Linked DNA regions of Mus musculus: regions 1, 2, 3, 5, 6 and 7 are each linked to region 4. The links are chromatin loops, found by intact Hi-C in ENCODE. Cell type or tissue: heart. All regions are shown on one strand. Region 1 overlaps 2400006E01Rik (RIKEN cDNA 2400006E01 gene). Region 2 has its middle 32 kb from the start of Gm25487. Region 3 has its middle 55 kb from the start of Gm40038. Region 4 overlaps Jade1 (jade family PHD finger 1). Region 5 has its middle 60 kb from the start of 1700052H01Rik. Region 6 has its middle 7.3 kb from the start of 1700052H01Rik. Region 7 has its middle 11 kb from the start of Gm25487.

The links. Peaks named below come from ENCODE experiments on the same cell type or tissue, not always from the same donor. Only the 100,000 strongest peaks of a DNase experiment are listed, where the experiment ranks them.
Region 1: it touches region 4 in a loop (2.1-fold over the local background); 6 of 42 quality-filtered maps call a loop at or near these places.
Region 2: it touches region 4 in a loop (2.1-fold over the local background); 4 of 42 quality-filtered maps call a loop at or near these places.
Region 3: it touches region 4 in a loop (7-fold over the local background); 16 of 42 quality-filtered maps call a loop at or near these places.
Region 5: it touches region 4 in a loop (2.7-fold over the local background); 3 of 42 quality-filtered maps call a loop at or near these places.
Region 6: a loop joins it to region 4, with 11 times the contacts of the local background. A loop is called at or near these places in 8 of 42 quality-filtered maps.
Region 7: a loop joins it to region 4, with 2.4 times the contacts of the local background. A loop is called at or near these places in 4 of 42 quality-filtered maps.

Annotation. Positions count from the first base shown.
Region 1 is chr3:41,497,442-41,501,441 of GRCm38, forward strand. It overlaps 2400006E01Rik (RIKEN cDNA 2400006E01 gene), which reads right to left. Exons shown (of 6, transcript NR_130791.1): 5 at 3,927-3,996; 6 at 3,490-3,844. Among named protein-coding and RNA genes, the nearest start is that of Platr4, 6.2 kb to the left of the region's middle. In heart, no CTCF peak of the experiment used is centred here; DNase peaks (open chromatin) are centred at 1,550 and 3,890; H3K4me3 peaks cover 488 bases; H3K27ac peaks cover 434 bases.
Region 2 is chr3:41,407,318-41,411,317 of GRCm38, forward strand. No RefSeq gene overlaps it. Among named protein-coding and RNA genes, the nearest start is that of Gm25487, 32 kb to the right of the region's middle. In heart, a CTCF peak has its summit at 2,079; a DNase peak (open chromatin) is centred at 1,324; H3K4me3 peaks cover 1,215 bases; H3K27ac peaks cover 2,385 bases.
Region 3 is chr3:41,226,807-41,230,806 of GRCm38, forward strand. No RefSeq gene overlaps it. Among named protein-coding and RNA genes, the nearest start is that of Gm40038, 55 kb to the left of the region's middle. In heart, a CTCF peak has its summit at 1,845 (motif pointing right); a DNase peak (open chromatin) is centred at 1,915; H3K4me3 peaks cover 346 bases; H3K27ac peaks cover 400 bases.
Region 4 is chr3:41,561,156-41,565,155 of GRCm38, forward strand. All of the region lies in intron 1 of Jade1 (jade family PHD finger 1), which reads left to right. Among named protein-coding and RNA genes, the nearest start is that of Jade1, 7.4 kb to the left of the region's middle. In heart, CTCF peaks have their summits at 2,197 (motif pointing left) and 3,802; DNase peaks (open chromatin) are centred at 2,256, 3,056 and 3,746; H3K4me3 peaks cover 2,155 bases; H3K27ac peaks cover 2,110 bases.
Region 5 is chr3:41,293,394-41,297,393 of GRCm38, forward strand. No RefSeq gene overlaps it. Among named protein-coding and RNA genes, the nearest start is that of 1700052H01Rik, 60 kb to the right of the region's middle. In heart, no CTCF peak of the experiment used is centred here; a DNase peak (open chromatin) is centred at 1,968.
Region 6 is chr3:41,346,549-41,350,548 of GRCm38, forward strand. No RefSeq gene overlaps it. Among named protein-coding and RNA genes, the nearest start is that of 1700052H01Rik, 7.3 kb to the right of the region's middle. In heart, a CTCF peak has its summit at 2,437 (motif pointing right); a DNase peak (open chromatin) is centred at 2,443.
Region 7 is chr3:41,428,959-41,432,958 of GRCm38, forward strand. No RefSeq gene overlaps it. Among named protein-coding and RNA genes, the nearest start is that of Gm25487, 11 kb to the right of the region's middle. In heart, no CTCF peak of the experiment used is centred here; a DNase peak (open chromatin) is centred at 1,513.

The sequences.
Region 1 (4,000 bases), 64 kb before region 4:
TATAGCAAGTTTGAGGCCACCGCTACGAGCAAGCTTGAGGCCACCGGGCTACGAGAGATACAAAAGAGGGAGGGGGAGGGCGGCAGGGAGGAAAGAGAGGGGGAGAGTCAGGGAGGGCCCATTGAAGGAAAGCAAAAGGAGGGACAAGGGGAGGGGAGCAGAGGGTGGGAAGTAGAGAGGTAGGTGGGATGAAGGGAATAAGGACAGACAGGTACAGAGTCTGTGCAGCAAAAATGGAACTTAGAAAAGGCGCAGAAGTTGCAGAACAGTCTCTGTGAGATGTCCCACCACCACAACCGGCGCCACCCCCGCTGCTGCCACCCCTGCTGCTTCCACGCCACCCCCGGGGGAGGGGCGGGGGGGGGGTGAAGCAAGATCAAACAGAATCTAGAGATCTCCCTGCATTCAAAGAGTGGGTCCTTACTTGAAACAGCCAGGCAGGATTTCTGGCCCAACAGATACAACCGCAGAAAGTACAGTCCGCACCTTAGGATGTAAAATCTGTCCCCACAACATGCACCACAGCGATCTGCCTCATCAGCTCGGGAGGCTGACTCATTAAAGGGATCCCAGGAAGGTAGCTGGTCATGGATACGGGCAGGCTCATGAAGGGCACACACTTGAACACAGGGCTGAGTTTGATCCTACCCACACCACTGCATCTTAACCATGGCTAGCAGAAACTACTCTGACACTTAACCATGATGTAACTGTACTGAGGATGACTTCTGGGGGACGTCAAGAGTGTCTCAGATGTGGTCCAGGCTGTAGCTCAGTTGGTAGGGTGCTTGCTCAGAATACTTGGGCACTGAGTTTGATCCCTAACGCTGTGTAAACTGAGGTGGTTGTACACACTATAATATCAGCACTCTGGAGTTGGGGCTCAGTCCTGAACACAACAGGAGTAAGAGGGGTTCCACAGCCAATGATCAACATCACCCGATCCATGGATGAGGTTACTTAGGTGAACCATCAAGGGAAGGGGGATTTTTGTTGTTGTTGTTGTTGAACTAACTTAACAGAGTGTCTGCTGACCTAACAGGCTTCTTTCTGTAAACAGGTTTCCTCTGGGCCCAGCTTAAATGGACTTGGTTGAAACCTCATTGAGATATGGGTGCAGAGGCTCTTGACTGAAATTCCATCAGAAGAGTCTGTCACTCCTTACAATGTTCTGCAGTTGAGGAGACCAAAGAGGACAGGAACAACTGTCAGTGTGTCTAGCATTTCCCTCTCCTCTTTAGGGTTTGCTCTAGCCTTCATTTTTCTTGTCAGTCCTGTGTAGAAGCCAGCAGGTCTCACTCAACACAGCCTGGGTGTCCTTCCTCGGGATTCCGGTTCCTCAGGTGCAAGGCAGAGAGCAGTTTAGTCACCACATCTTCTCCCACGATCTGCTGTGCTGGTCACCAAATGAACAAAGCCGGGCATGGCCTAGCACAGATCTCTCAGGAATAAAGTCACGTTTAGGCAGGGAGTAATTGAAATACAGATCACTCAGAAAAGATATTCCCTTCCCCTGGAGAGGCCTGGTTTGTTCAGCTGGCGATACACTGGTTGGATTGAGCAAGCAGCTGTCTCCTTTCAGAACTGTTTGGATTGTGGCTTCCCTTGGGGGTTGAGGCTAACTGACCTTAGATTCATATTACTAAAAAATGTAGGGAAGAAAACAGAAATGACAAGTTGACCTAAGGACAAATCGTAGTGTTGTGCGCCGACCCAGAAGGCAGATGCAATATTGGTATTTTATGACTTTAAATACTGGGGGATCCTTCCCTGCCCACCACTGGGATGTTGATACTAATGCTCCTTGGTTTTCACTGGAGCTTACAGTCAGAGCTTCACCTTTGGCACACTGTCCTGTCTTCTAAACCTTCCCTTCAGCTGCCTTCTTCCCTCCTTCCCTTGGAGAACAGAAGAAACCATGGAATTATAAGCAGGAAGTTTTGTAAAAATAAAACCATTTCCTGATCTCTCCCTTCTGGCTACACCTGAAATACTCAAAAAAACACGTCATCTTCTGGTCTCTGACTAAGGGTAACAAATGGATTGAAGGTCGACTCTTCCCATTCTTAAAAACATACTGCATTATGAAGACTGTTCCAGACAGCTCTGGGAGGGAGTGCTCACACTGCAGTTCAATCTTCCTTTTTTTCAAGATAATTTGCTCCTTGGTCCAATTTCATGTTCTACCATTTCCTTCATTTCTTTTAATCTTTCAGCATTTTATCAGGTCTGTTTAGTTGGGGAAGACATGACCTAGGAAACTCTTATAAAGGCCAACATTTAATTGGGGCTAACTTTTACAGCTTCAGAGGTTCAGTCCATTATCATCACAGCTGGAAGCATTGCAGCATCCAGGCAGGCATGGTGTTAGAGGACCTGAGAGTTCTAAATCTTTGTCCAAAGGAAGCCAGGAGCAGACTATCTCTTCCGCACTGGGCGGAGCTTCAAAGTCCACCCCAACAGTGGCACACTTCCTCCAACAAGGCCACACTTACTCTAACAAGGCCACACCTCCTAATAGTGCCACTTCCTGGACCAAGAATATTCAAACCATCACAAGGTCCAACATTCAGTTGATCCAAACACAGAGCTTGGCAGGGGTTCTTTTTGGTTTGGTTTTTATGTTTTTGTCTTTGTTTTTGTTTTTGTTTTATGCCTGAGAAGAGCATTGTGTCTAGCATTTCATTTAGTTTCAAAGACTTCATTTAGTTTCACAGACTTCCAGGCCTCAGAGTAGCAAACAGATTCCTTCTAAAAAGATGGGCCCCAGTATTGATCATGACTCTCTAGCTAGAACTGAGAAGTGTTCTAAGGGCATGCATGAGATCAGCAAAACAGAAAACATTTGGCTTCCTGGGTTTAGACTTGAGTTTGACCCCTGAAAGCATCAGGGTAGAAGAAGAGAACAAAATTCTGAAGGTTGTCCTCTGAATGCCAGTTATACGTGCACACACAAATACACTCACACAAATATAAAACTAAAAGTTAAAAGACAGGTTAGAGCTGGGTATGGTAGACCACATCTGTTAATACTAGCCCTCAGAAGGTAGAGGCAGGAGCATTACCACTTCCAGCCTAGGCTGACAGTGAAAGCCTGCCAGGAGGAGGAGGGGGACCAGGATGGGGTAAAAGAATGAACAGAAGCAGGGAAGAAGGGAGAGAGGAAGAAGAGGAAGAAAAGAAGTGGTAGCAGGAGGGGAGGGAGGAGGAGAGGGAAGAGGAGGGAGGAGAAAGAAGAGAGAAAGAGTGAAGGGAGGAGAAGGAGGAGGGGAGGAGAAGGAGGAGAAAGGATGTGGGGGTGGGGAGAACGTTGTCTGTTTGTATAGTAAATAGGCTTGCCTGTGCATCTAAAATTTCACCATGCCTGTACTTTGGCTTCTAATTATGTGTCCTGGAAGCCTTGTTTTTCTGCTTGGGCACCTTTTGCTGTATGAATCCCACATTTGGATAGATCATAGAACATCTTAGAAAAGATACAGGGCAATTATGTCAATTGTTACCTTTTAAATGAGCCAGGCTGCTCCATTTTCTGGTAACCATGTCTCTACAGAATTGCATATTTTCTAGAACTCTGTGTTAGAGCAGAGAGAATGGACAGAGGTCCAGACCAGAGTAGACTGTCACATGGGTTTGAAGCTCCAGATTGTCCCGTGTCTTCGAGCTGGTGGCAGGCGATGCTCTTGAGGTAGAAGGGCAAGACCCATGCTCAGGATAACGGCAACACTGATGAGAGGTGGAGAGTAGACACGGTTCAAAGCCTGGAACAGCTTAAAGCTTGCGCCTTGTGTTGCTCTCTATTCAGCTCTGCTTGGTGACAATGATCTTTATGCAATCTGAGAAGCAGCTACAGGGGCCGGAGAAAGAGTTCAGCAGTCAAGAGCACTGGCTGTTCCCCCAGAGGACCCAGGTTCCTTCCCTGCACTCACATAGCAGCTCACAACTGTCTGTGACTCCAGTTCCAGAGGATCCGGCTCCGTCTTCCTGCCTCCCTTAGCACTAC
Region 2 (4,000 bases), 150 kb before region 4:
AGCAACATGCAATTCAGTTTCATCAAAGCAAACCCAGTTGTCCTGCGATATACAGCCTAGGTTCACATTTGCAGATGACATTGCCTGGTATAATAGAGAAAGCTTAGCAAACCCAGATGTGAGTTTGCAGTTTATCACTGATTGCTTACTGTCTTTGGTTGAGTACCCTTCTGTGTGCTTCAGTACTTTCCCAGAAGGCAAGAAAGATACCTGACTGAGTGGGCCATTGGTAAGGATGCAGCTTTAGAAGAACCAGCCTAAAACAGAGCCTGATACACAGGGACTTAATGGTAAGCCTCCATGTTACTTATCACCTGAGCACAAGACTCTCATGACAGTGACAGGTACAAGGACCCTTTAACACGATAAATACTGAAGGAACAGCTGTGGTATTAGATATAGAGAGTTTGCCTAGTACTCATTTAGTCCTGGGCCCTACTATCAGCACTATATATGCCCCCTTTTAGTGGCTCAGGGCTGTAATCCCAGCCTTGACAGGTGGAGGCAGGAAGATTAGAAGTTCAATGTCATCTTTAGCTAGATGGTAAATTTGAGGTCAGCCTGATCTAAATGAGAACTTGTTGCTTTTTTTTTTTTTTTAAAGAAAGTAATAAAAGGCCTACAAGGAACTGGCAGAAGCAGGGAACTGTATGATGCCACCAGGGAGGTCTCAGACCATCCGGCCCACTACACCAGTCACAACGCATGGACAAGTGAGTGCAAGACGTTTTGAGGCCTGCAATGTGGCTAGTAGGTGAAAGTTGGATGATCTGAGGTCAGCATCTGGAACTCTCCCGTGGAAAGGAGAAATGACCCCCTACAAGTTGCCCTCTGATCTCCACACAGATGCCATGCTCACACATGTGAGCCCACTCGTGCCTGTGCACACATGCACGCATGCACACACAGTCACTCACGCTTTCATGTACACTAATAAATAAAATTTATTTTTTTAAAAAGTAAAGTTTTTAAAGTGAGCAATTTGCGTGGAAGCAAAAATAATAGGCGAAAAATGTGCTTAACCAATAAAAAATAATTTTGCCCACTTTATCCAGAATTAGCCTAGTGGTGTCTGTTACCCCTAGCCCCTTGCGAGCTCAGGAAAGGGCAGATTTCTCAGTGGTTGCAGAAATGTCAGTGTCGAACGCTTCCCCTCGCCTCCTGTATTGCAAACCTTTTCTCTCTATTGCCTCATTCCCCACGCACCTCTTATGGGCAGTTTGCCTAAGATTTTCTTCCCGTTCTCCCTGTGTGGCCACGTGGCTAGGCTGACATAAGCTTGTCGGGGTGGAGTATATGCGTGCCAGGATGCAGGCAGGCAGTCATGTGACCTGGCCCCAGCAGCTTTGAATCTACCACGTCTGAGATTTCCATGACGCACCTGCTGCCGTCACACCCCCTCCCTTGTAAATAAATAGTCAAATCTTTTCTGAAAGTGACTTTGACAAAGAGCAGCTTAAATCCGCCGAATTGTGGGCGAATGACCTGTTATCTAGGAGTAAAACAACTGCGGATAATCACCTCCTTCGCCCCCATCCCCACCCCTGCCCCCGTGTCCTTTGCGCTTCTGCTGACCACTTCTGCTGAGACAAAAGGACAGGATCTTTAGAGATCGCTCTGGCTTGATTAGCATGCTGATCTAGGAGGCAGGTTTCTGGGTTCTCACCCAACTTTTTGGCTGCTATTCAGAGGATTTAACAGCGCTCTTTGTCAATAGTATAGTGTACAAAGCCCATCTAAAAATAGAACATTTCCAGGGTCTGGATCGCGTGCGTAGCTTGAGTGGCAAAGGCTGTGTTGTACAAGACAGATTACAGGCAAGTTACTCCCCGGTACTTTATATGCAGGGCTGTTCACACGCTTCGTTTTCGTCTGGTTGGGTTAAATAATGCAAACACATTTACCAGTGTACATGGTTGTTTATTTGTGCTCTGGAGAGTGTGTGTGTGTGTTTATGATGGAGAGATCTACATGTTCTGCTCTGTGAAAATCAAACAAAGCTGTCCCCAATGAGGTCAGTGGTGGAGTTAAGCAGTGTGGCCCACACTCCTGAGAGCCACTGACTGACACCCGGTGGTTGTTAAAGGCAGGTCCTGCTGTGCTTGCTGCCCTAGAGGATTTTTGCAGGGTGTGGGAGTCAAATAGAGGCTCTGACAACCAGTGGGTCCCCTGGATCTAGATGGAGCCTCTGTGATCCTCGTGTGGGAAAGTTCTGCATGATGGAGAGTTTCTCACCCTGTGACAGGTGGCTTGCTCTTCCCCTCCCTCACTCCTTAGACTGGGTGGGCTTGCCCCACCCCCATGCTGAGGTGGTTGTCCTTGGTGAGTGTGGAAGCAAGAATCACTGAGATTCAGAGAAGCCAACAGAGGGAGGCACTCACAGGAACATAAAACCAGAAAATTATTTTCTGAACCAAAGACGCTGGGAACGGGTGTTTGAGAGCCCAAACGACACCTTCTTCTGTTTTGATCTATAACTGGAGGGTGTTCCTGTATCTTGGGGAGAGAGGAATTTTTGCATGCCAAAACACAATGCAATGATCTTTTACATAAATAACCTTTAACGCACTTGGAGAGTCACCCTCGGTGAAGGCTCGGTCTTTCTGGCAGGTGGACTTCCTTCTAGGATACGGAAACTCAGAACAGGGACAGTTCTTGGAGGAGCTGGGCCAGGAAATACGATATAGAAGATTTAAAAAACCCAGCCTGTCATTTTGGCAAACTCTTCTCCTACCCAGATTTTATGGCTTTAAATTGATACACGTTGGGTGAATTGGGTCTGACAGTCTAGCGGCAGTCCATATTGATTCCCCTCTCTCCCTTGCTTCTGTGGGGTGACTTTGGAAGAGTCATGTGAAGTTACTGCTTCCCCACCCCAACCCTGCATACAATCCTTATCTATGGAACCGGGAGAAGAGCCGAAGCAAAGCATTTGGTACTTGGTAATAGAGTCACTGTAATCACCATTGGTCCCCGCAGCCTTACTTGTTGATCTCTCTCAAAATAGGGGTCTTGATTGTTGACACTGAGTGTCATCTGGAGAGGACAGGGGAGTCAAGCCTCTCCTCACACCTGTGAGGGATTATCTAGGATTAAGTTAACTAAGGTGGGAGACCCTCCTTAACCACGGGAGGGTCGAACCATTTTAAAGGTGAAGGTAATGAATTTTATAGGTGGAAGAGTAAGGAGAAGCTTCATTCTACCAGTCACCTCTCTCTGCTTCCTGAGGGTTGAAGCAGTGTGACTCGACTTGCCAGCCTCCTCTCCAGCCAAGATGAAGGATAACCTGTTCAACTGTGAGCCAGAATAAAACCCTTCTTTCTTTAAGTTGCTTCTTGCCAGGTATTTTGTTATAGCCACAAAAGAGTAGCTAATGCAGGCGTCATCTCATACACTGAATCCTAAATATTTCATTTATAATAATTGTATTTAAATGCAAGTACAGGAGTCTTGTGCCGTGCTGCATGGGTGGAGGTCAGAGGATGGCTTTCAGGAGTCGGTTACCTCGTCCCACCGTGGATTCTGGGCATTGAATTCAAGTCAATAGGCTTGCGTAGAAGTATTTTACCTACCGAGCTCTCTCTCCAGCCCTTTGACACACCACCACCGTCATCACTATTGTTATCCTGACCATTGAAGAATGAGTCACTCATCAGAACGCAAGAAATCAGTCAGCCCTTTATCACCAGCTCGACCATAATGAGGGTTAATTTCTCCTTGGAACTGATTTGAAAGATAACATAAACCATTATCTTGGTCATTATGGCATTTCCTCAGACTGGATTTTATTTTTCATGCAAAAGGAATTATGATTTTTCTTCAATAAGACAGATTTGGGTTTACTTCCCGAAAGAGCCAGGAGAACAATGGAAATTTCATCTCTTGTCTGAGACGGAACATTCAAACCAACAAGGGAACAAAACCAAACCAAGTGTGAAGAGCGTGAGCTCGGGAGGCACCTTGCACAGTTCCGCCGTCGGAACGGCCAAATGGCTTCCTA
Region 3 (4,000 bases), 330 kb before region 4:
CGAGTGCCCACTGATGCCCATAGGGGCAACTTGGAGCCAAGCCACTCCATGGAAGACCTTCTGCAGGTAGTTATTTTTGGATAACAATCTAAGATGTGTCAAAGCAGAAACAGAAATAACTGGAGGCAGAAACCATGGCTTGCTGCCTTGAAGTCATGTGTGTCCTATGGTTGATTTCAGCTTTTTTGTGACACGGTCAAAAGATCTCAGGATTTAATGCCTCTCTTCGCACAATCTCTCTCCCCTGGGGACGAGGGAACTGGGCCAAAACATTCTATAGAACCAGCACTCTAAGCAGCAGCCTCTATAGCAACAGAACAGGTAGGGAACAGCTGCAGTGGTTTCTGTCCAATTTTCCTTCCAAATAATCCAGATATCTAAGAGATAAGAAAACACAAATACCAAAAATCTCACTAGAATTCTGGATTAACGACAGCTCTGTCTTGTCTCCATTTTGATACACCAGCTGATAATTGGACTATAGCTGGGTCTAAAAATAACACACAGTATATTAAAATAATATTCCTAGGCTACATTTCCAAAGTGGTATTCTGGGACTTCTGTGCATTAATCCTGTAACAATAACAGGATTTGTGCTTTCACCTCCCCTGGCGTAGCTTTGAAAATCTAGCCCAAAGCAGCTAACATTGCTGTTTAAATCTTCCTTTCACATCTGCAGGGAAATGTGGAGATTAAAAAAAATATATGACAAGCCAACAGCTAAAATGACCTATACTTGGGAGAATCAGAGAAACACCTATTTCCTCTCAGGAACTGGGCCAATCAATATAAATATTTCAAAAGGACCATCATGCAATGAAAGCCTTGGAATTTGTATCCTACTTCAGAACACCCTAGATATTTCCAATGTGGACACATCCAGTTTTCCACTGGGGAGGGGGATGTTGTGATGGCTGAGCTGGGATGCTCTCCAGTGAATGAGTACAGGAGACTGTATTTATGTGTGCCTGTGTGGGTGTATACATGCATGTTAGTGTGTATATGAGCCTCTGTGTGTGTGTGTATTAAAGAAAGAGAGGATATGTGTGTGTGTGTGTATATATATATATATATATATATATATATATATTTATATATTTGAATGAATACATGAGCCCTGTGTGCATGTATGCTTGGGTATATGTGTATGTATATATGTGTGAACATCTGTGTGTGCTTCTGCATATATATGTATATATGTATATGTGTGTATGTATATATATATATGAGAGAGAGAGAGAGAGAGAGAAAGAAAATATATATCTTTGTGTGTATGAGCCTCTGTGTATATGTGCCTGTATGTATCTGTATGAGAGTAAAATTGAGCCTATGTGTATGTACCCCAAAATGTGTATATAAGATTGTGTGTGTATGTGTATGTCTGAGTGCATGTGTGTGAGTGGATGTGTGTCTGTGTGTGTAAGGATGGGAAAGAAGGCTGCCATTACTCTCTATGTTGAAACTTAGGTGAATCTCGGGGATTAGGTGTTACTGCTCACAGTGGCTAAGAAACTGCACATCCTAAAATCTGCACACAGTTCTAAATTGAAGCTCTAAATAGCACTGGATTGAAGTGACAGGAGTGTTTCGACAATACCATTAATTGCATTCCACTAATTGAGAAGAGCTTTTGTGCAGTTAGGTTTGTGGTGGGCTGGATTTAGTCATTTAGGTGCCCCTCAGGCTGCCTCTGCTTTCCGCCTGCCATGCCTTTGAAATTCTAAAAAGGAAAAGAAGGCCAACATGCAGAGCAATTATTTCAGAACAGATTGCCCGGTAACATTTCATATTATCACTGAAATCCATCCTTTCTGGGACAGAGTCTTGCTCTGGCCATGAACATCCAAGAGATGGCAGCACCCCTGCTCTGATGACTGGCTGTGTCCCTCCAGACAGCTCACCGCAGAGGTCTTGTCATTGCGTCACCTGAAAGCCAGTTTAGAGGGTGGAGGTGGGGGAGGCATAGCATTCTCAGCTCTCAGTTCTTCTGGAGAGTTCCGGAAACAGGCGCGTTGACTGTTTGAAACGTATTTGAAAAGGGTTTCTTTTTTTTTCCCCTTGAAATCCCCTGTTCTGTGCCATATCTTTCTAAGACCACTTAGGTGTTCCCTGGCTTTCTCCTGGAGGGAGGAAGGAAGATCTGCAGTTGCCAGGGATCCCCTGAGCCTTATTTTCAATTCCTGTCCTTCCTTTTTATAAACATGGGGAGGTGGGAATTGCATTATTAGCAATTGCGCTTTGAACATGTATGTGTTCAAGGCACTTAGCTCAGCATTGAGAATGTGACACAGCCTACATCAGGACAGCTTTTTTTCTTCCCCACCGACTCTCTCAGCAACCCTTCTCCCAATCTCCTGCTAAAAATATTCTGCAGAGCAAATAGATGTTGAGACAGCGTCAAACCCTGCAGGAATGAGTGACAGTATAACCTGCCATGCTAAGTATCAGATGCCTGACACGAAAAGCATTTGCTGACATACACGAGGGAGCGTCAAGGCTGGGTAGACAGGTCAGCGTCTAGGTCTCTGGGACCCACCCTTCTTCATGTATCCTGCCTGAATATTTGGAGAGCAATTGCTGGGACACACTGAGGTGGCCTGCTGACAGGGTTTTGAACGTGATTCAGGGGCAAGACTGTTATGGATAACTAGTGTCCCATGGCAGGCCACAGCACCTAGGACCTAGGGCCAACTCAGGGACTTCCTATGTCCACCTTATCCATTACAGAGGCTAGGACTCTGTGTCCATCATTGTGGGATCCCACTTGACTTGGCTTTGACCCAGCATCTTCTCATTGGCTCATTTCTTCAGCCTTGTGACCTCAACAATCTGTCCTCAGTCCAGGAACACGGCCACATGGTTTGTGTTTCCTGTATACAGCGTTTCAGTGTCTGATCTATGAAGCTGTTACTCAATGACTACACACTCAAGATTTCCAGTTGATGGTCAGGGCAAGGAGGAAGAGGAGAATGAACTGGCACACTACACATCTGTCTGTAGAGAGCTTTGGAGCCAGGCCACCAGAGGAATGCTGCCCAAGCATCATCACCTTCAGAAAGAGCTGCCCTTCTTCTCAGGAGGAATGTTGAAGACACTGGCAAATTACTGAGAGTGATAATGTTCTCCCAGGCTCAGCAATGGTGGGCACCCTGCTATCATTCTCTGACGGGTTTCTCAGACTTGAGGACAGTTGAACTCTTTAAATATCTGTCTGTCTATCTATCTATCTATCTATCTATCTATCTATCTATCTATCTATCTATCTATCCATCCATCCATCCATCCATCCATCCATCCATCCATCCATCCATCCATCTATCTATCTATCTATCTATCTATCTATCTATCTATCTATCTATCTATCTATCTATCTATCTATCTATCATCTATATCTATCTATCTATCTATCTATCTATCTATCTATCTATCTATCTATCTATCTATCTATCTATCTATCTATCATCTCTATCTATCTATCTATCTATCTATCTATCTATCTATCTATCTATCTATCTATCTATCTATCTGTGTGTGCCTGCTTGTTTGTATGTGCATTACATGTATCAATGTGCTCTTGGAGGCTAGAAGAGGGTATTGGATACCCTGTAACTGGAGTTACAGGTATTTGTAAGCTGCTGCGTGGATGCTGGGACCCAAATGTTGGTCCTCTGCAAGAGCAGCAACTATTCTTAGTCACTGAACCACCTTTGCACAGCCCAGAGGGTTGAACTTTTTTTTTTTTTTCCTTTTTTGGTTTTTTGAGACAGGGTTTCTCTGTGTAGCCCTGGCTGTCCTGGAACTCACTTTGTAGACCACGCTGGCCTCGAACTCAGGAATACTCCTGCCTCTGCCTCCCAAGTGCTGGGATTAAAGGCATGTGCCACCACTGCCTGGCCTGAGGCTTGAACTCTTAACTCTCCATGTTTGTGGAAATTCAGTCATCCACAATCATCTAGTCTTCAATGATTCCAGACAGCTGAAGTGCAGAACCTCTGTTTTA
Region 4 (4,000 bases):
CCAGTCTCTCACCCCTGCCACCCCCTCTCCCTCAGATCTCCTCTTTTTCTGTTTCCCTTCAGAAAAGAGCATGCCTCCCAGAGATCTCAACCAAACTTGGCAATAACAAGTTACAGTAAGCCGGGCATGGTGGCGCACGCCTTTAATCCCAGCACTCAGGAGGCAGAGGCAGGCGGATTTCTGAGTTCGAGGCCAGCCTGGTCTACAGAGTGAGTTCCAGGACAGCCAGGGTTACACAGAGAAACCCTGTCTTGAAAAACAAAAACAACAACAACAAACTTCCCAAAAAAACAAGTTTCAGGCTAGGCGGTCGTGGTGCACACCTTTAATCCCAGCACTTGGGAGGCAGAGGCAGGTGGATTTCTGAGTTCCCCCGCTCCCACCATTAGGAATCCCACAAGAACACCAAGCTATACAGCCACAACATAAATGCAGAAGACCTATTGACCATTATTCTTAATCTGTGTCAGAATTGAGAGGTCATAGCCTCTGTATTGTGGGGAGAGTGAGCCATTTTACATTCCTTTTGTGCTCCACTAATACATTGCTTTTTTTTTTTTTTTTGCTGGATGTTTTAGGCAATAGACTTGTCAGGAAAACAAACAAGCATGCAAAACAGTGGCTTTATTTTATTTTTAAACACCTTCTTGGATTTATTTAGCTTATGTGTGTGGTGTGAGGGTTCTTCTGGGACGTATATGCCTAATATCCGTGGAGGTCAGGCGATGATGTTGGAGTCCCTAGAACTGGAGTTCCAGATGGTGTGAAACCACCATGTGGCTGATGGGAACAACCAAAGTCTTACGAAAGAGCAAGTGCTCTTAATGTTGGGCCATACCTCCAGGCCCAACAGAGGTTTCTAGAAAGTACTTACTTATTTAGATAGAATGAATAAAGGCTGGCTGGAGGTTAGAACGGGTGCAATCAGTTTGTCACAGAGAGATGATGGATGAACAAGATGGCAGTGGTGATGGAGACACCTCTCTTGAAAACCTCCCTCATTTCTCTCTCTATCTCTGTCTCTGTCTCTCTCTGTGTCTCGTGTGTGTGTGTGTGTGTGTGTGTGTGTGTGTGTGTGAACTGTAGACCACACAGTACTAGTAAGGGTTCTACCCATCATTTGTCGCCTCACTTGTTCTTAGCAGGACGGAAGAGCGAAGCAGAGATCCTGTCAGGGAGGGAGTCTTTATGCTCCTTGTTAAGGAAATGGGAGAGGGAGAAAGAGCACACACATTTAGGATTTCTGCTGCTTTGCTTTGTTTCCTGAAAAATAATTGAAAGGCACAGTTAGGTTTTATTCTCCCATTTATCACACTATGACGTCTGTGAATCAAACCTGTTTTATTCAGAATTATGATCTTGTCTTTTGGGTTCAATATCTGATTTTGTAATTAATAATCATTGTTCTTATTTTCTAAATGGAAATTTTAATGTGTATTTTCCTCCTTTGGATATTGACTGTAATATAAATGTATTTCCTTGGGGACTCCATGAAAATAATTATTCTCCATAAAAAAGTTAGTTTTTAGTATATGAAAAACCAACAGCCACTCATTTTTTACACATATGTATCAACAGGAATCTGGCGATTGCTTTCATACTAGTCTAAAGTTTGAGTTTAAGTGTTATTCTCAGTCCTATTTGGAAGGAGAAAAATGTCCAGTTCTGACAAGAACGCTCTAACATAAAAATCAAGACATTTTTCAGAAGGTGGTTGTCTTTTAGTGGGTGAATGCTAATTTTCAATGAGTTCAGTACAAATTTAGGTAAAGCTGGAGTTCCCCATCCCAGAATTAGATTGTGTTTAAAATTGTCATTCGAATTCATAACTCCTTCAAAACTGTTACTACAAAAACAACTATTTCTTATTCATCCTAGAAACAAAAAACATTTCACTCAAACTATTCGCTTTAATACCCATGTTCCTAGTCGACCTGATTTAAAACTAATTTGCAATAAATGCATTTCTGCATGTCGCCCGGAGTTGGAACTGGGGCAGCAGTTTTGGAGGGGGTGATTTCACAAACCTTCTTCCTCCTAGGAGACACCTGGAGGGTTTGCGGGCTCCAGAGGTGGGTGAGGGGGGAGAGCCCCTCTGGCTGCAGTCAGGACCCCAAGAGTTAACGGGAGCAAGCCCCTACCAGCGGCTCCCCGCCCCACCGTCCCCACCCTCTCCTTTGGCTGGGGATTAAAGTGCTCCCCCCTGTGGCAGCAGTGACCCAGAAATGAGTCTGCGTCCCCGCGCTTCCTCCGCCGCCAGCCGCACGCCCTACCGGGAGGGCCTGGGCGCGCCGGGCCGGCCGAGCGCGCGGGCGACAGCAGGGGCCCGCCCGGCTCCCCGCGGGGCCTCGGTGGCCCGGACCCATGCGGCGCGGCGCGCAGCCCGCGGAGGCCCAGCCCGTGCGCAGCAGGTACGCGGGGGCGGAGGCGCGGGGGCGCGCGGGTCGGGGTGCGCGTCTCAGGCCGCGGCCGCGGCGGCTGCAGGACGAGCCGAGAGGCTCAGCCATATTTGATGGTTTTGTTGCTTCGCTCGGGAGTTCTCGGGAGTAATGTAATGCCGAAGGTCGCTGCCTAGTGGAAATAATATAGTACGTCATTAATATGGCGCCAAAAGATTGGGCTGTGGATCTGTAGCGCGGAGGGAGGAGGCGGCCGCCCGCGCCGCGGCACTATCCCACCAGCAACTTGGGCATCGCCGGGTGGGGGCCGGCAACGAGGCCGGGATGGCCGCGGAGCCCGAGAATTGATCGGTGTCGGATCAGTAAGTTCTATTCCGATTATTATTTTCGATCGGAGGAGGGCGAAGGTTTAGAGCTTTTCCTTTTAAATGTACGAAGAACATGAGGTTTTCAGGTGATTCATCCAGCGTTTTCAGCAGCAGAAACCCAGTTTAGTTTATACATTAAAAAAAAAAAGCCCAACTGCCTTAGGCTGCATGAAAGTGGAAAGCATAGTAGCAACTTGGTAGACAGATGGCAATGGTAGAGCGCAGGTTCGCGTACATATATGTTTCCAGAGTGTTTGACAGTGTGTGTTTTGGGGGGGAAGGAGGCTGTGAGGGTATGTTTTCCCAAACATAGGTGTGAGGGGGTACATCTGTGTGAAGTGGCCGCAGCCCTGGTTCCTGTCACCGCGTCACCACATGTCCAAAATATTCATTGCATCAATTCAAGGGCAGTGAGAAGGGGATGAAGGGACAGCTTGGCAATTAGATTTTTCTAGAATGGGTTTCCAATGATGAGACCTTTTACTTCCAGCGAGACTGCTTGTAAAGTGTAAAAGACTTAATCGGTGAAATTGAGGAGGACTTCATTGGTAGAGCAAAGTACCTATTAATCATGAACTTAAAAACGGATTGCAGATTGCAACCTTTGGCACCATCTGCAAATTGTGGGGGTGGGGTCTCTGTGTCTCCTGGCTCCCTTATGAGCACATGCACATGCGGTGTGCACCCCGGGACTGCAAGTTGCAAAACCTTCCCGTGCACGTGTCTGGTGCCTGTGAGTGTGTTTGCGAGTTGGGTGCTGTTGTTCGGTAGCCAGTAGGCTTTCTGGGTCGGCTCGGCGTAGGCTTGCAAATGCGGGAGAGGGATGGAATGTGGAATGTTGACCGGAGAACCGAATCCTTTCGGAACGGTCCCATTTGCTGGAGAAATTCGATACCTTCCACCTCCTACCCGCCCCCCCCACCCCCCTCCCGCCCGCCTTCGGGCAGGAGGCGGGGCTGAGGACGCCGCTGCTGCTCAAAGTGGCGGAGCGCGGCGGCGGGAGGCAGGTGCACAGCACCGCCGGTGGGGGTGCCTCAACTTCCGCGGGCGTTTAAATAGCAGCCGGGCTCCCCTCCCACCGGTAATAGGTGACCTGGCGCTCGCGGGCGGCGGGGGAAGGGACTGGGTACGCCGGGGCACGAGCCTACGCGGCACGTGGGCAGGTGCTGGTTGGCCCCAGGGCCAACTTTTGCAGCCCGCCCTCCCGCGCAGGCAAGAGGTGGCCGGCGCAGA
Region 5 (4,000 bases), 270 kb before region 4:
GGGAGTTTCACGCAGTGCACCAGTTACATTCACTTTGCAGTCTTCCCAGGCCCACCCTCACCCACCTCTGTGACCTCCTCCAAAGAAAAGGAAAGAGAAGAGAGGAGAGGAGAGGAGAGGAGAGGAGAGGAGAGGAGAGGAGAGGAGAGGAGAGGAGAGGAGAGGAGAGAAGAGAAGAGAAGAGAAGAGAAGAGAAGAGAAGAGAAGAGAAGAGAAGAGAAGATGGAAGGGAAGGGAAGGGAAGGGAAGGGAAGGGAAGGGAAGGGAAGGGAAGGGAAGGGAAGGGAAGGGAAGGGAAGGGAAGGGAAGAGAAGAGAAGAGAAGAGAAGAGAAGAGAAGAGAAGAGAAGAGAAGAGAAGAGAAGAGAAGAGAAGAGAAGAGAAGATGGAAGGGAAGGGAAGAGAAATGAAGAGAAGAGAAGAGAAGAGAAGAGAAGAGAAGAGAAGAGAAGAGAAGAGAAGAGAAGAGAAGGGAAGAGAAGAGGGAAGGGAAGGGAAGGGAAGGGAAGGGAAGGGAAGGGAAGGGAAGGGAAGGGAAGGGAAGGGAAGGGAAGAGAAGAGAAGAGAAGAGAAGAGAAAAGAAAAGAAAAGAAAAGAAAGGAAAGGAAAGGAAAGGAAAGGAAAGGAAAGGAAAGGAAAGGAAAGGAAAGGAAAGGAAAGGAAAGGAAATTTATGTTGCCCATATGCTCACTAGAGCATGGTCAAAATTCCCAGTGGCCAGCCCCTTAAAGAAAACTGAGTCCTTCCCTACCACAATGGCTTCCTGATTGCTTGCTCTCTCTCTCTCTCTCTCTCTCTCTCTCTCTCTCTCTCTCTCTCTCAGCACTCAGGAGGCAGAGTCAGGCAGATCTCTGTCAGCTAAGTTCGAGGTTACTCTCCTCTACATAACAAGTTGCAGGCCAGCCAGGGCTAGACAGTGAGATGCTGTCTCTAACATGGAAAGGGGTGTATTTTAAAAATTATTATAAGTAATAGATCCTCAGGACCTTACCTTGAGAAATTGTGCTTGTTTTCTTTCTTTCTTTCTTTCTTTCTTTCTTCCTTCCTTCCTTCCTTCCTTTCTTTCTTTCTTTCTTTCTTCCTTTCTTTCTTTCTTTCCTTCTTTGAATGGGACTTGGGACTTATGTATTTGACAAGCATTCCATGGCTGGGGTACCATGACCTTGAGTCACTCTATGAGAAATAAAGATATATTTTTATCTTTTTACATTGATTTATTCTTGTATATATGTATGCATGTATATGTGTGTAGCTGTGTACCATGGCACAAGGGTGGCAGTCAGAGGACAATATGCAGACATTGGTTCTCTCCTTCCACCCTGTGGGTTCTGGAGAGTGTACCCAGCTCCTAAGGCTTGGTAGAAAGTACCTGGACTTCTCGTAACCCCATGTTGAGATTGTTTTTAATTTTATGAACGTTATTATAAAATATCAAGCAAATAAAGACATTACATCAAAATTAACAAGATACAAAGTCTGTGTGGTTCATAGAACTTCCGTACAGTTGGGATAGACATTTAGAACAGTAGCCCTGAAGGTCGTTTTAACTTTTATACTTTCAGTATCAGATGTATTTTATGCATATTACACCACCCAAAACAAACCAAAACATGACAAAAGGCTTATCTCTCTCTTCTCTCTCTCTCTCCCTCCACAACCCCCCTGCCCCCACATTTGCCAACTCTTCTAAACAATTTGCTCAATTGCTTTGCCACTGTGACATTTTGATCCCTTTGAATTTGGTTTCTGAGCCCCTAACCTTTCATCTTCTCAGAGTAACTCAGTATTGGATGCAGCCACAGCCCACACTTGCTGTGGAAAGGACAGCCAAGTGGAAACTAGACCATTCAGTGGCGAGGAAAAAACCCTCCGACTGAGTGTTGCAGCCTAGAACCTTCTCTGGGAACAGGACTTATCATTTCTGGCAAAAGCCTGGTTCATTTATTCAGACACGGGTGATGGAATGTGTTTGTCACTTGGCAGAGTCTCTGTAAAAACTAGGTTAAGGGCCAAATCAAGACTGGGGAGGCTGCAGACAGTGTGAGGAGCTGTCAGCCCTTGCTGACTAAAAGCCGCCTCCTTGCCTCCGCGGTCTGGTCCCAGCCAACTTTCTTTTCATTGCAAAAGGGAAGAGCTGGGTTCCCCTTAATAACGACGCAGGCAAATTTTAAGAGGAATAAAGAGCACTGGGGTGTGGGGGATATCACATTGTGCTTGTTTAAAGCTTGCTGAGAACACTCTCAAATGTCAAGAGGGAAAAGTGTCCTTAGCTAGTTAAAAAAACAAAACCAAAAACTCCATCACTTGGAAGGAGAAGAATTCTCTTGGAGACAGAGAGGTGGATAGTATTGCCTGCAAGTGACATGAAGCTACAGTCTACCATGGCGGCTGCACCGATGGGTTAAAGAGCTATAGAGAGCAAGGTTGTTTCCTCTGGGCCGGCTAAAGGCTCCCCGAGTTGTACTCCTTCATAATCCTTTGGCTCTTGTCTTTGCCTATAAACCATCAATGACTTACGGTAGAGGCTAAGTCACTAGGCTGAGTTTTTATTCTATGGGTCCGAAATGTCTGCAGAATGGCACATGGTCTCCTTCACCTATTCGCTCACTCTCTCGTTTACTCAGCAACCATCTGCAGCATGAATTCTATGTGCCAGGAGTTGTAACTGCCCTTGAGGCTCCCTCCTTGGCTTTTGAGAAGCTCCCAGTCTGGTGTGGATGGTCAGCTCCTACAGCCAGTGCCACACTGCATCTCAGAGCCGTGGGAGTCTGTGGCAGAGCACAGCTGCTGGGGGTCACTTCCTTGACTGGACACTTTTTTTGAGCTTAATGGAGGGACAGTGGGAGTTAGCTAGGTCGGGAGGGGAGTAGGAGTTTGGGGTCAGGAGTCTGGAATAGCATAGCCTATGCAGGTAGCAGAGGAGGAGGAACAGCGTAAGCCATGGCAGAAAGCAGAGTCGGATGCTGCTGCGGGGTGTGGCAGGGCTTGGACTCTGAGTAAGTTTAAGGTTCTCATCCCATGAGTCTCAAATTACCAGGCTGTGAACAAATAATGTGTTACTAATAATAAACTATTAAGTTCCTAATGGTTTCCCTCCTAGGGAAAAAAAATCCACATTAGAGCAGCTTGAAGGTCACCCCTGTAATGTGGTGGCTCTCCCCCACTGGCATTCCATATGCTTTCTTGAGAAAAAGGGGAAGAACTAGGGCTAGAAGCCAGGGCTTGAGGCTGCTCTCCGCTCCCCTTCTCTAAGCAGCAGGCTAAGGCTATGGAGTTTACAAACTACCACTGCGCCTTTCTGCACCCAGAAGCTGACACTCCCTTGAATCTGGGCACACACGGGGATCAACAGTGCGCTTACCAGAGTGTGCGTCTCTCGTGTTGTTGGCCATGAAAGACCTGCAGCTGTGCTGACAAGCAACAGCACGGAAGCCAATGCTGTGAGCCACTGAGCAGTGTTCAAACATAAGGAAATCTTAGAACTTGCCATGTAGACCCGACCAACTTCATACTTGTGGACATCCCCCATCTCATTCTCCTACGTGCTGAGACTGCAGCTATCAGCTACCATACCTAGTGTTGTTCTATTTCAAGTGAGTTACATGCTTGCTGTAGTTTGTTGTGTAATACATCATATAGCATAATATAGTGTGTACATTTTAAAGCATACTTATCCCACGTAGTGGCACACACCTGCAGTTCCAGCGCTTGGCAAGTAGAAACAGGAGGGCCAGGCGTTCAAGGTCATTCTCAACTACAAACTAAGTTCAAGCATGAGTGTCTGTCTCAGAGACAAGCACACAGGCAAAGCCCCAAACAGAATAAATAAATGAATAAATAAGTAAGTAAATAAATAAGTAAATAAATAAATAAATAAAAGCCTACTTCAAAAAAGAAAGTTTAAACAGGAAAAATTGATATTAAAACATTTACAGTAAGGCCTAGGGGTATAACTCACATGCTTGGCGTGACAACCCTGCACCTAAACCCCAAACCAAAAC
Region 6 (4,000 bases), 210 kb before region 4:
TATAACTGTGACAGAGAGGGAAGAACTCAGCTGGGACACAGTTGAAGTCATAGAGAAGTACTGGACCTGGGGTTGAGTCTCCACTCATAGCAGGCCTGTGAGCTCACAAGTTCCTTGGGCCGCAGGCCTGTGGATTCTCGCCTGATGCCCACTGTGATTAACATAGTAAAGCACCCACATCGTTTCTCACATCCCGCATCCCGTCTGCGAGCATCGCTCTGTGCGTTGGGAGACACTGGATAGATCGTTCTTCTCCAGGGTTTCCGTGAGTTACTTCCCATCAGGATCCCTGAGCTACCCTCCCGCCCCACCCCCACCCTCACCCCAGCCGCTCTCTTGGCTACTTTTTCATGCTAAAAGGAGAGGAATCCTACAAGCCGGATGAGTCAGGGTGTAAACCAAGTGAGGGCCTCTGGATACAGGCTTGCCTGGTCCAATTTGGATGACTAGAGAGGCGGAGCATACTTATTCTCTGCTGGCTTGCTCTGAAGAATGTGGGTCTCAAAGCTGTCTCTTGCAGTGGTTGGAAGTGGCCATCCAACTCCTTAGTGTTGTGTACTTAACTACACTGTTCACTCTTTTCCCTCTGGAAACACAGGAAGAACGGTGTTTGAAGAGCTGCCTGTGCTCTTGAAAGGCTTTCTCTAGTATGACTCCCCTTCTTAGCACCTCGGCAGTGTTTGCCATGCAACCCAATCAATTCACTAAATTAAATATACGCTGTGTGAGATGTGAGCACAGAAAAACCCGCTGGGAGCAAAATAAATGCAAAGTGAGATATATCGTCCTTCCTCCCAAACAAGTCCCTAAGCCTCTGTCCTGGCTTTGACACATTTTGATACCTAACCCATAATCGCGATAGTACTCAGAAGTGTGCTAAAGATTGAGAACTCAGTGGAAAAAGAAAAATCCCAAACACAGGCTGTCCTGGGTTTCTGTTGTCAGTTGTTCTGTTGGTGGTGGTGTTTGTTTGCTTGTTTGTTTCCTTTTTTTACTATTTTTCTTTTCAACCTTGCAGAAGTCAGAGCTATCAGATAAAAAAGAACTACAGCTGAGAAAATTCTTCTAGAAGATTGGCCTTTAGGCACGCTTTGGGGCATGTTCTGGGAGGGCCCCACCCTTGTGGGTGGTCTGGGCAGGTGGTAGATAAGAAGGTAGGCTGAGCAAGCAATAGCTGAGTTCTTCCACGGCCTCTGCATCGGTTCCTGCCTTGAGTTCCTGCCCTGACTTAACCTCAATTATAGACTATAATATGGAAGTATAAGCCAAACAAACCCCTTCTTTCCCCCAAGTTGCTTTTGCTCACGGTGTTCTATCATAGCAATAAAAACCTTAACTAAGATTTTGTGCTATACAATATTGATTAAAAGGAACTAAAGAATTTCTGCGCCGTGTTGGGTAGCTTTGACGAATTTCCCAGTACTCCAGCTTTTTAGTCTTGCCAATAGTATAGCAGAAATCTTAGCTCAGGCGGTACAACCTACAAACTAACCTTTACCACAATATGCTGCCATCAGTCCCAAAGGAGCCAGGCAGCACAGAAGGTCCCTGTGGACCGCTTTAAAGCAGTGTCCATATTGTTAGAAAGTGCATTCTGAGACCATTGTAGCAAGTGGTTCTCCCATCATGTCTGTGAGAAGTTTTTGCTGTGTGTGCATTTCATTTTGAGATTCAAGAGGCCCATAGATACCTAAATCTACATTCTCTACAGAGTCTGGTCCCCTACAGAATACTAAGCATTAAATATTAAGCAACTGTAATAATGTTACTATCCATGATGAATGTCTTAAGTTTAATGTTTAATTCTTGCAAACCTCCAGGGAGTTTGGCTCCTCTGCCTTCTGTTGTTACACCTTCCCACTGTAGCGCTCATATGGAAACATTTGCTTAATCCTCAGAACGACCTGTGTGCACTGCATTATTGGCTTTATATTTTTGCAAATGAGGTCCAAGAGATTGGTTGACTTGTCTAAATCTTACAACTAACTAAATGCCAAGGCCAGGAGTTGAACAGTGGCATGGAGATCTGAAGTCTCACCTCTCAGGGCAGCCACATTGCTACTCATGAGACTCAATCTTCAAAGACCACTTCAGGAAAAGAGAAGACTCGTGTGTGTGTGTGTGTGTGTGTGTGTTCATGTGCACACGCACACATGCACTCAAATGGATAAATATCAGAAGAGGGCATCAGATCTCCTGGCTCAGTCTCAGGCTGTTGTGTGCACTCTGACACTGGTGCCGGGAACCCCACCCAGACCCACTGCCAGAACAGGAAAAAAAAATCTAAAACAGGGGCTGTTTCTCCAGTCCCTTGGCCTCGGTTTTTAAAACCAAGCTTTTAAAGCTCTTGGAGTTATTTTGAAGTAGCTGTAATGGTGTGGAGCCAGGGTTATCTGAAGCTGTCCCAGTGGTCAGGAGTATTGACCCATTTCCACCAGCAGGGGGCAGTTGGCATTTCTCCATTTGTTTCTTGGTATGGAAGCAATGAGGGCCCTGGCTGGCTACCACAGCTGCCCAAATTGGGTAGACAAAGGGCAACAGAACCAGCTGAGGGGGTACTGTTGTTGTTTTGTAAACAGTCTCTCTCTCTCTCTCTCTCTCTCTCTCACACACACACACACACACACACACACACACAACACACACACACACTATTGAGTCCATCTAATGTGGTTCATTGGTGCACGTGTTTAGAGCTGACCACTTAGGACCGGATGTTCTATTAGGGACCTGTCCCTGGAGAACACCGACTCTCCCTCTCTCAGCAGCCACTGATGTCCGTAGCTCTTCATCTAGGTGTGGGGCCTGCTGAGATTTCCCCGTCCATGTAGACACTTCAGTTGGTGTGGTCACTATCCAGGTCTTGATTAGATGATCATATTGTTGAGATTTCATGAGCTTGCCCTGTCATGTTGCTAGATAGAAAATTCTGCCTAGCAACGGGCATTCAAAATAGCCTCTCTTGCATCCCAGGCTAGTCCAGAACTTACCGTGTGCCAGAAGATAGCCTACATTTGAGCTTTCAGGTGTGCACTGCCAAATTCCATTTGTGTGATGCTGGGGACTGAACCCAGGACTTTGAGCATGCGGGCCATGCACTCTCTCAACCCATCATTTCAACTCAACCTCAGCTTAGTGTAATTCTCAAAAGGTCTTGTGAAACCCTTGATAATGCTGTCCAGTAGAATTCATCACAGCACTGTACTGGGTTTCTTTCCAAAAACCTAGATACATTTTATCAACTGAAAAGAAAAAAAAAGTTCAAGATTGTGCTATTCAACTTTGTTATCCAAGATGAGGAAAGTGGCTTAAATATGTTACTAATTATTATAAATCCAGTCTGTGCTTGTCTTTCATAATCGAGAAGCGCAAGGTCTGTGGAGGAGGCTGATGACAATGGTCTGTTCACATTCTAGAAGCACGCCTTTTCCCTCCATCGCATAAAAGTCGCTGAATAAAGAAAATCACAGATTTATATTATCCTGAGCAGCTGAGTTATGATTCAGTAACAAGTCAGTCAAGGCTAGGGAAATGGCTGACAGCCTGGTGGTGTGATTATTATGAACAATGGTGGAGTGTGAGAAACATAAGGAAAAGACTTGGCCTCCAGAAGCATCGTGCATGTGCAGCCCCACAGCTCTGTGCAGAGGGACTTCAGGGCGTCTCGGCCTTCTTCCTCATCTTCAGCCCCCAACACCTTGCTTCCATCCTTTTCCAAATACAACCAGGAAGATGGTAAAACCAAATACGGATGGACATGCCACCATGTCCAGTTTTGTTGCAGTTGTAGTTGTTGCTGTTGGGTGTTTTGTTTTTGTTTGTTTGATTGATTGATTTTTGGTTTGTGTTTTTAAACACGGGTTTTGGGAATCAAAGTCAGGTCTTCATGCTTAAAAGGCAAGCACTTTACTGAGCAAGCTGTCACCTCCAGCTGCTCCTCAGAATGTCAAGGTGATTCCAGTAGCTCAGGGCCCTCTGTCCCAGATGATAAGTAGATCTG
Region 7 (4,000 bases), 130 kb before region 4:
GCAATAAAGTAGGTATTCAGAGAGCCAATGTGCGGTGAATCCTTTTCCATGAGCAGTTCTGGGCAAGAAGACAAGACAGGTTGAGAAGGAAGAGCAAGAATAAGAACAAGAAAACCAGCAACTCAGCCTTGCTTGCTTGGGAAAACACATAATCCCAGTGAGTTCAACACCAGCCTGGGCTATGTACATAACAGGACCTTGTCTCAAAATAAGTAAAAAGAATACCAGCAAGCTAAGCCCTATTTTCATATACACTGAAACCATTTGATTCAGAAAGAGTATGAAGATTAATAAATCTGGTCTCAACTGGTTTTACATACATTCAAACTCGTGAAATGCTTAAGATCCGAGGTCTGAAAAAACAAACAAACAAACAAACAAAAAACAGCCTGGCAGTGGTGGCGCACTCCTTTAATCCCAACACTTGGGAGACAGAGGCAGGCAGATTTCTGAGTTCAAGGCCAGCCTTGTCTACAACGTGAATTCCAGGACAACAGCCAGGGCTATACAGAGAAACCCTGTCTTGAAAAACCAAAAATTAAAAATAAAAAACTCTGAGGTCTGAGGTTAGAGGTAAGTGACTTTACTCGCCTTAATGGAACATGGGAGCATGGTCGCCAGTTCTCTAAGATAGACTGTGGTTCAGTGTCAAGGAGATGGAATACTGTGAAATCCTGCTCTTCTTCAGTTTTTGGCTAAACAAATACACAAGAAACATGGAGACTGTCACTAAGGAAGAGTACCAGAATCAACTCTAACACCGTACAGAGATCTGACACTAGATTTAAACGTAGACCTTGTGGACCACTGAGTCAGAGGCTCCTTTCTTTCCGAAGAGCAGTGGTATACAATGTCCGGGACCATCAAGGTGGAAGAAGGTTGAGTGGAACCTGTGTAGCAAGCAGTTGCCTGACACAAGAGAGCCTCATTAGACTGTCGTCATTGGAGATTTCTGGAGTCAGCTTTCCAGCTTGGAGATCAAATCTGGATGAAATGGCTTCTGGCTAGCAGCAAAGCCCACCGTTCCTTTCTCATGCTCATTATCTGTGTAGCAACAGTGTAGCAACAGGAGCCTTCAACGTTCCTCCCATCTATAGGATTAGAGTTGGTTCCTCTCAACAACTTGTTAATGTGTCTGCCCTGAGAAAGACATTACACTTCTAAGCGTGATGAATGAGTTCGCTTGCACCTCAGAGGGGCCATAGAGGTTACGAGGGAGGCTGGAGGACTCCAGAAGCAGCAGCTTTAAGTCCTTTAAGGGCTCCAAAACCTGAAGGAATCTGCCAGATTTGCAAGGAACCACTCTGAGCTCTGTCCAAGCCCAGCATTCCATTTGCACAAGGGCTCCTTTGTTGTTGTGTTTATACACAGACTAATAAATGCTTGACCTTTTTTTTTTAACTGATGAAGGAACAGTCTGTGCCTGGGGAGCGTATTATTTCAAGAAGCACAAATGAAGAGAAAGGCCAAACCCTCTGGGACAGATGGACGGAATATTTTGATATTGGAACCACATGGGGAAAGGCAGAAGTTGGCAAACAGCAGTGGAGGTTTGATAACAAACCTGGAAGCAGTGTCCCTGCTCTGAGAGCATTCCAGGGGCTCCAGGCACCCAACAAGCTCCGGGGAGCAGGGGTTTAGGAGGGAGGCGCTCATCCTGGTGTGTTGGACATGTGTGGCCTGGTGAGTGTGTTGATTTTTTTTTTGTAACTTTGGAGTTCTGTTTTAAAATGACTAATATCTTCAAGCATTTGCTTTCTACCTAGAACTTGGTGTTTTCCTAAAATCAGTCATTGGTCATCATATCAACCTATAGGACAACAATGTATTGCTGCCTATGCCACTTTATTGTTTTTTTTTTTTCAACAGAGAGGTTTAACAACAAACAAAAAAGGCTATAGAATTCCCAAGAGTCACAGTGCTAGAGAGACTTTCAGCCCATTTCTGTGGTCCCAAACCTGACCCTAGACTAAGCACCACTGGATTCGCATCTGTCCCCCTGTGTTATTCCCTTACTCCCTATAGCTGGCAGGGGTTACTTTAACATCTGAATAGCCCGTGTGGTTGTACACCATGTACCCTAAACTCTTGAGTGTCCTAGTTTGCTTTCTGTTTCTGTGATAAAATACATTCTGACAAAAAACAATTTGAGGAGGAAAGGGTTTAATCGGCTTGTACTTCCTTGTCACAGCCTATTGTTGGGGGACATTGGGGTAGAAACTGATACAGAGATCATGGAGAAACACTTCTTACTAGTTTGCTCCTGTGACTTGCTCAGTCTGCTTTCTTATACTACCCAGGACCACCTACCTAGGGGATGGCACTGCCTATAGTAGGCTGGGTCCTCCCACATCAATCATTAATCAAGAAAATGACTCCCCCACCACCACACACACACACACACACAGGCCAGTGGTATTTTCTCAATTGAGGTGTCCTCTTCCCAGATGATTCCAGCTTGTGTCAAATTGATTAGAAAACTAACTAACTAGCTTAAAGTGATAACCCCCTGGTCACCATTAGAGTAACCATGCTATATTCCCAGAACCATTTCGTAGTGACTTATGAGATGCTGTTTCTAACATTCTGTTGGACCATTCACATCACATGGAATAACTATTGATGATACTGATGACAGCATTTATTTAAAACCCCCAAAATAATATGATTCCTGATTCAAAAAAAAAGCCTTTACTTTGGAGATTAGTGGCCAGTGATAAGCATGGATTCCCAATGTGGAATTGAAACTACCGGTATCTGAAATGCCATGGACCAGCAAGAATGGGGAGGCCCTGACTCATGGCCTCCCTTGTGGCCAGGATGAACTCAGCTCTCTGTGCTCCATGATGAAGGTTTATGGCCCTTCTGAGGCTCCATAAAGAGAGTCCATTGAGTGGGACTGAAGAGAGTCAGGTCGTATATTCGGAGGGTAGGGGGATGAGAGGTCTGACCACTGTCGGCCTCCCTCTTGGGAGGAGTCTTAATGGACAGCATTTTAATCCATTTGGGCACTTCACTCTCCATGGCCTTGTTTTTGGAAGGAATCAGATAAATTAGCCTCTGAAACACCAGGTGCAACTCTCGCGGGGTAGAATCATTGTAAAAGGGGTCTTGGGACCAGAAGGGAACAAGGTCCCAGCTTTAACTCACTGTGTTCAGGAATGTGAAACGGGAAACTCTATTTCCCACAAAAGAGCCAATATGGCTTCTCCCATGCCAGGTGCTATGGGAAAAGTCACACAAATGCTGTTGAAAGCCATCTCAGTCACCTCGGTCTAAGCTAGCCCTGTTCTAAATTAATACAGCATGTCTGTCCTATTCATTTTCTATGAAGTTATCACAAATTTAGTGCCATAAGGAAGCGTGCATCGATGACCCTGTAGTTCCATAGCACCGAAATCCAAAGTGGGTCTCCGTGAACCAAAATCACAACGCCATGGAGACCACATCTCTCTCAGCTCTGGGGACCGGGAGTTTTTTGCATTTTCTGGGCTTTGAGAATGGGCCACCTCCCTGCCCTTCTAAGCTGCACAGAGGTGAAATCCACACATCTCTTCCCTCAGACTCAGCTCTCCCTCATTCAAGGACTCTTATGGTGACATTGGGCCTGCCAAAACCATCCCAGATAAACACCTATTTTGAAGTCTGTTAATTAGTAACCTTAATTCCACCTGCATTCTTAGCGGCCCTTTGCACTTCTGGGCACCCAGAAGGTAATCTTTCACAGGTTGCAGAGAATCCGATGTTGTTTTACTTTCCTTTCCTGTTGGTGTAAGAAAATACCGACAACAGAAACTTAACAAAAAGGCTCACAATTCAAGGCTACACACACACACACACACAGAGAGAGAGAGAGAGGGCGGGGAGAGAGGGAGAGAGAGAGAGGGAGAGAAAGAGAGAGAGAGAGAGAGAGAGAGAGAGAGAGAGAGCAATACAGGTGCACACTGTGGTGTTTCCACAAAGACAGAATAACTTAATAAATTATTGCTTGGTGTGGTTC